2 separate regions of the Homo sapiens genome follow, and region 2 is linked to region 1. A link is a loop called in an ENCODE intact Hi-C map of the cell type or tissue named here. Cell type or tissue: Caco-2. All regions are shown on one strand. Each heading gives the region's core, and the rest is flanking DNA. Links, peaks and the distances in the headings are about the cores only. Region 1 has its middle 52 kb from the start of CREB1. Region 2 overlaps CREB1 (cAMP responsive element binding protein 1).

The links. Hi-C counts contacts between places; a loop is a spot of excess contacts. Peaks named below come from ENCODE experiments on the same cell type or tissue, not always from the same donor. Only the 100,000 strongest peaks of a DNase experiment are listed, where the experiment ranks them.
Region 2: it touches region 1 in a loop (5-fold over the local background); 2 of 110 quality-filtered maps call a loop at or near these places.

The regions. Positions count from the first base shown.
Region 1 is chr2:207,476,649-207,479,575 of GRCh38, forward strand. No RefSeq gene overlaps it. Among named protein-coding and RNA genes, the nearest start is that of CREB1, 52 kb to the right of the region's middle. In Caco-2, for the core only: no CTCF peak of the experiment used is centred there; a DNase peak (open chromatin) is centred at 1,433.
Region 2 is chr2:207,555,930-207,558,856 of GRCh38, forward strand. All of the region lies in intron 2 of CREB1 (cAMP responsive element binding protein 1), which reads left to right. Among named protein-coding and RNA genes, the nearest start is that of CREB1, 27 kb to the left of the region's middle. In Caco-2, for the core only: no CTCF peak of the experiment used is centred there; a DNase peak (open chromatin) is centred at 1,152.

The sequences.
Region 1 (2,927 bases), core at 148-2,647:
AGTCAGAGGACTTGGCGTGACTGGGCCAATCCTTCCACTGGAACTGATGAGTGACTGCCCCTTTACAGAGAGCACATCACTATTGTTTGCCATTATCCCTACCCCTCCCTGACATGAACCCAGCTCATCTCACCGGTTTTCACTAGTTGCCTGCACTCTGTAGACCTTTAAGTTACATCCTTTTTGGTTCTGTCTCTGAGAATTGTGAGGCACATATTTATTCTTTAACATCCACAAAGCTCAGGAAATTTAAATAGCACTTGGGCAGGGGACAAAGTTTATGAGCACTAATTCTGACGTATTCCTTTTCATTTCCCATACACTTTTCTTCCACTTTATCCTGTCATCGTTACAACATCCCGCAAGGGTTTTAGGCATTATTTGAATTACAGGTTATCTCTAAAGCACCTGAAGTTTTTGTAAAGGAAGTTTTTATATAAATCTACATTTAAAATGATTAAAACAGGCTAACGGAAAGCACATTGAATTAGGAAGCAGAAAACCTGGGATCTTACTCAAAGCTTTTTCCTGGATAAAGTCTGTGGCATTAAGTAATCCATTTAAACCCTCTTTACCTTTTAATACTCCATAAATAAGAGACAATGATACTTGTTCCTCCTACCTCACCAAGATTTTTTAAAATAACCATAAATCAGAAGACATGTGTTAAGTATTCAGAGTCTACAAAAGAAATGTATGCTAGAAAGACCAAGATAGCATCAGACGATGCAGCATTTGATATACAGTAAATATGAAAGAGTTATTCAAAGGGGACCTTATGAAAAAGGAAGCTATTGCTATATAATCATATCTTATATAACAAATAATAACTTTTTAAAAGATAGAGGTTGGGAGAAAGGAAATAAAACTCTTTACAATTTTATTTTCTTTTTTTTTTTTTCTGGAGACAATGTCTGGCTCTGTCACCCAGGCTGGAGTGCAATGGCACAATCTCAGCTCACTGCAACCTCCACCTCTCAGGTTCAAGCAATTCTCCTGCCTCATCCTCCCCAGTAGCTGGGATTACAGATGCGTACCACCACACCCAGCTAATTTTTGTATTTTTAGTAGAGATGGGGTTTCGCCATGTTGGCCAGGCTGGTCTTGAACTCCTGACTTCAGGTGATCCACCCACCTCGGCTTCCCAAAGTGCTGGGATTACAGGCATGAGCCACCAGGCCCGGCCACAATTTTTATTTTTAATGGACTTGATTGATTACTGATTGCTACTGCAACCATTACTTAAAATTTTTTTTTATATACTTAATATATAAGTTACGATATGGGGTTCAGGACAGACTATCCCAGAATATTTTCAGCTGAAAGAATTTGAGAAAAATGACAGAAGCAGCAAGTCCACTCTCATCATACCGCTACCCTTCTCTGAAGCAGGTGCTAACAGCTTCATGTGCGAGGCGTCCTCCCTATGCCTGGAGGGAAAAAACATCCTTATCTCTGAAGACCTAGGGTCACAGAAAAGAATCTGAACAATCAGGTCTTGCTAAATTTCCCCCAGTGCCTTACCATTAGATCACACCCTTTTCACCCTATCGTATTTCTCCATGACTCTTCACTGTTCATCAAACCTAGCATGAAAATACTCACATTTACCCATTTCTTGGGGGTCTTCATTTCTTTATGAGGGCCCTCATGTCACATAAAATTTATATTAAACACATTTGTATCCTTTTGTTAATCTGTCTTTTGCTGTGGGGACCTCAGCCATCAACCTACGATGGGTAAAGGAAAAGATATTTTTCTTCTACAGTTAAAAACATAAAAATTAGAAAATCCCTGGGAAATATTTTTATATCACCAGCAAATATCCTGACTAGTCAAAGTGAGGCTTGCCATCAAAAGGAAGTCAGGATTCATCTATTTCTATTATGACCTTTCATTTCCTGCTGCATATTATAGTACATAGTAGACATTCAACAAATGTGGTTGACTGATGGATGGATTCATTTAACCGGTAATTATCAAGCAAGCACTATCAGGCAGACTGATCCAAGCACTATGGGAAGTGGGACTCGGCCTCCCTCTCTTACGACAGACTGGGCATGTGTAAACTTCTGTGCCTATGTTGCCCCATCAGCAATCTGGGGTTTCTAACTCCTAACATCCTCTAGTAATTTTGTTCATTGTAGTGAAAAACTGTCACTATACTCCTGGACTGAAGATTGCTGTAAGACAGTGGTTCTCAATGGGAGGCAAAGGCATTTGTTGAATGTCTACTATGTACTATAATATGCAGCAGGAAATGAAAGGTCATAATAGAAATAGATGAATCCTGACTTCCTTTTGATGGCAAGCCTCATTTTGACTAGTCAGGATATTTGCTGGTGATATAAAAATATTTCCCGGGGATTTTCTAATTTTTATGTTTTTAACTGTAGGAGAAGAAAAATATCTTTTCCTTTACCCATCATAGGTTGATGGCTGAGGTCCCCACGGCAATGGGAGGCAATATTGCTCCCCGGGGACATTTGGCCATGTCAGAATACACCGTTTATTGTCACACTAGAGGAAGGGGTCCTACTAGCATCTAATAGGGAGAGGCCATGGATGCTGTTAAATAGCCTATAATGCACAGGCAGCTCCTCCGTCCCAAACAGAGTTAGCAGCGCTGCGGTTGAGTAGAAAAATGCTCTAAGTTCACACATAAGTGTCATAAAGATCTTTGTGGGGTCACAAGGATGAAGGTCATCAACTTCATGCATAATGATTGAAATGGGAGGGGTCTAGCAGATCCAAACTACTTGATTATTTGATATTTCACAAAATACTGACTAATCTGCGTCATAATAACTATTGCTTACTGTCAAATGAGATTATTATCTCTTCTTAAAAGCCCATGTGTTTGAACTCTGTGGAAAGTAACACCACAAGAAAAAAAATCAGGGAGAGTTTGAAGAACTGTTTGTCAC
Region 2 (2,927 bases), core at 163-2,662, 79 kb after region 1:
AGTAAAATGTATTATTAAACAATAATACAGTATTTTTAGTGAAATGATCCAGAAATAATTACATTTTAAACTTATGGGTAAATGGTGCTCTCAGATAAGGGAAGAAAACCTTGGCTATGTATGACAACTGCTTTTTTTATTTTTTTAATATGACACAGATTTATTTTTTAACAGTGGGAATGCAGATAATATGAAAGCCTAAGTTTATATAACTAAACTAAAAATTAGGATAAGCAAATAAATTGACATGTAAGGAAATTTTAAGGATGATAGCAGTTTTTGTTTCCTGTATATTTTAAATATAATTTCTGATTCTTTCATTTCATCTTTCTCTTTAACATCCTATCTTTAAGAATATTTTCTCTCATTCTTATGTTTTTGTTTGCATGCATTCTCCTCAACTATTTTATTAACAGCTGTTTACATAGATAGGAATGAGAAAGGTGGTTAACTTAAAAAACAAATAGCAGATACAGACCTGCTAGGTAATAGTGTGATACCGTCTCTTTCAGATGAAGGTTCCCAGGAGAATATAATCCTAGCAGAAGCTCTGATATATGTAGCTTCAGTTTCTCCAAGAGTTTAAAAGTTCCTAGAGAAGTCACCTAGCAAGAATGAATCATGGGAAATAGAGGACTCACCACACTTGGGTGTCTGGCTGAGGTAGTGTGAGCCAGATACTGGATTTCCAGCAAGAATATAGTCAGAAGGAGTGAGCTGTTCTGTGTTTTCTCCTAAGACCACCAGGGTTTACCTCCAGCCTTCAGGAATAAGACAAAGCCAAATACATCTAATGTACTCATACGAGGCAGGCTGCAGGATTGAAGGGGAGAGAGCCAGGACTTCCATCAATATAGGGTCAACAGATAAGAATCTGGGCTCATCTGTATATTTTGCCCTTTAGAAAGAGGAAGACACAATGCTAGGCCGGGCGCTGTGGCTCACGCCTATAATCCAAACACTTTAGGAGGCTGAGGCGAGCGAATCACTTGAGGTCAGGAGTTCAAGACGAGCCTGGCCAACATGGTGAAACCCCATCTCTACTAAAAATACAAAAATTAACCAGGCGTGGTAGCACACACCTGTAAATCCAGCGACCTTAGAAGGCTGAGGGAGGAGAATTGCTTAAGTCCGGGAGGCAGAGGTTGCAGTGAACTGAGATTGCGCCACTGCATTCCAGCCGGGGTGACAGAACAAGATTCCCTCTCAAAAAAAAAAAGAAGATGCAATGCCAGCAGGCTTCTTTATGATGATAGCCCTTAACACATCTTATCTCTGGAGTCACACTATTTTGTCCAGTCTGGTTGTCCCCAGAGTAGGCTGTATTGTGTCATCCTGGGAATTCCTTTCTCCCTACTTCCATTTTCTCACAGTTTGTGTTTTTGATATGGTAAAGCATGTTTTTCAGTGGTTTTATGAGAAAGAAAGGTTGGCTGAGTAAAGATAGCATGTTATAAAAATTGAATGTATGGGCCGGGTGTGATGGCTCACACCTATAATCCCCACACTTTGGGAGGCCGAGGCAGGCGGATCACGAGGTTAGGAGATTGAGACCATCCTGGCTAACACAGTGAAGCCCGTCTCTACTAAAAATACAAAAAAATTAGCTGGGTGTGGTTATGGGCTCCTGTAGTCCCAGCTACTCGGGAGGCTGAGGCAGGAGAATGTCATGAACCCGAGACCGCACCACTGCACTCCAGCCTGGGTGACAGAGCGAGACTCCATCTCAAAAAGTAAATAAATACAAATAAAAATTGAATGTACATGTGCCTTAACATCTAGAAGATGTACAACAAAAATATTAAAAGTGATTAGCTATGGGTGATAGGAATATAAAGGGTTTTTATTTTATTTTTTATATCTGTATTTTATAAATTTATAATGAGAGGAGCCATTATATAAAATTATTAGTGTAGAAAAGGGATTATTCATTGAGTTAGCTAGGTATATTTTCCCTAGAGAAGACTCAGGAAAGAGAACATAGTAATTGCTTCAAATATTACAAGAGCATTTATATGGAATTGAGATGAGATACTCTGAATAAGGTTATGGTTCTCAAACTTCAGTGTACGGGAAAGTATGATTGGGTTCCTGTTAGAGTTGACTTTACAGAGTATCCTGTGTGACTCTAATGAAGCTATTCCATGGACCACATTTTGAGAATCAAATAAAACTAAGCAAGATTTATAGTGGCCAGAGAGAAAGTGATTAATAAGTAAGGACTTTATTACTATCCAGAGATGGAAGCTTCTGGTTTTACCCTATATGCCAAAGACACTGTCTTTATAGGGATCTTCCCCCCAGGCTTCACAGTCACATATTTCGCTGCCTGCTAAAATAAACATCTCTACAAATTCAGATGTCAGAGTAGTTTCATCATCTTCCATTACAACCCCAGTCACCCAAAAGCCTATCCTTACTTCTTGCATTCTCTTTTTCAATTAAGGACAGTCTGCCAATTCTCTTTCAGACATGAAACATTGGGTCATCTGCAGTTCCTCTCTCACCTCTTTTAACTATTCATAAAGCCCTTTCTGGACTGCTTCCAAATTTTCATAAAATCACTTCCCTCGTTCCCATCTCTACTACTACTAACTGCCCTCTTTTTGGCCTTCATCATCTTTCCTTAACTACTTCATGGGCTTTCTTCGTTGGTCTCCCCACCACCAGTTTTCCCCCTGAAATATATATCTTTCACACTGCCACTAAAGTGATTTTTTTTTTTTTTTTTTGAGATGGAGTTTTGTTCTTATTGCCCAGGCTGGAGTGCAATGGCGCGATCTCGGCTCACTGCAACCTCTGCCCCCTGGGTTTAAGCAGTTCTGCTTCAGCCTCCCAAGTAGCTGGGATTACAGGCACCTGCCACCATACCTGGCTAATTTTTTGTATTTTTAGTAGAGATGGGGTTTCACCATGTTGGCCAGGCT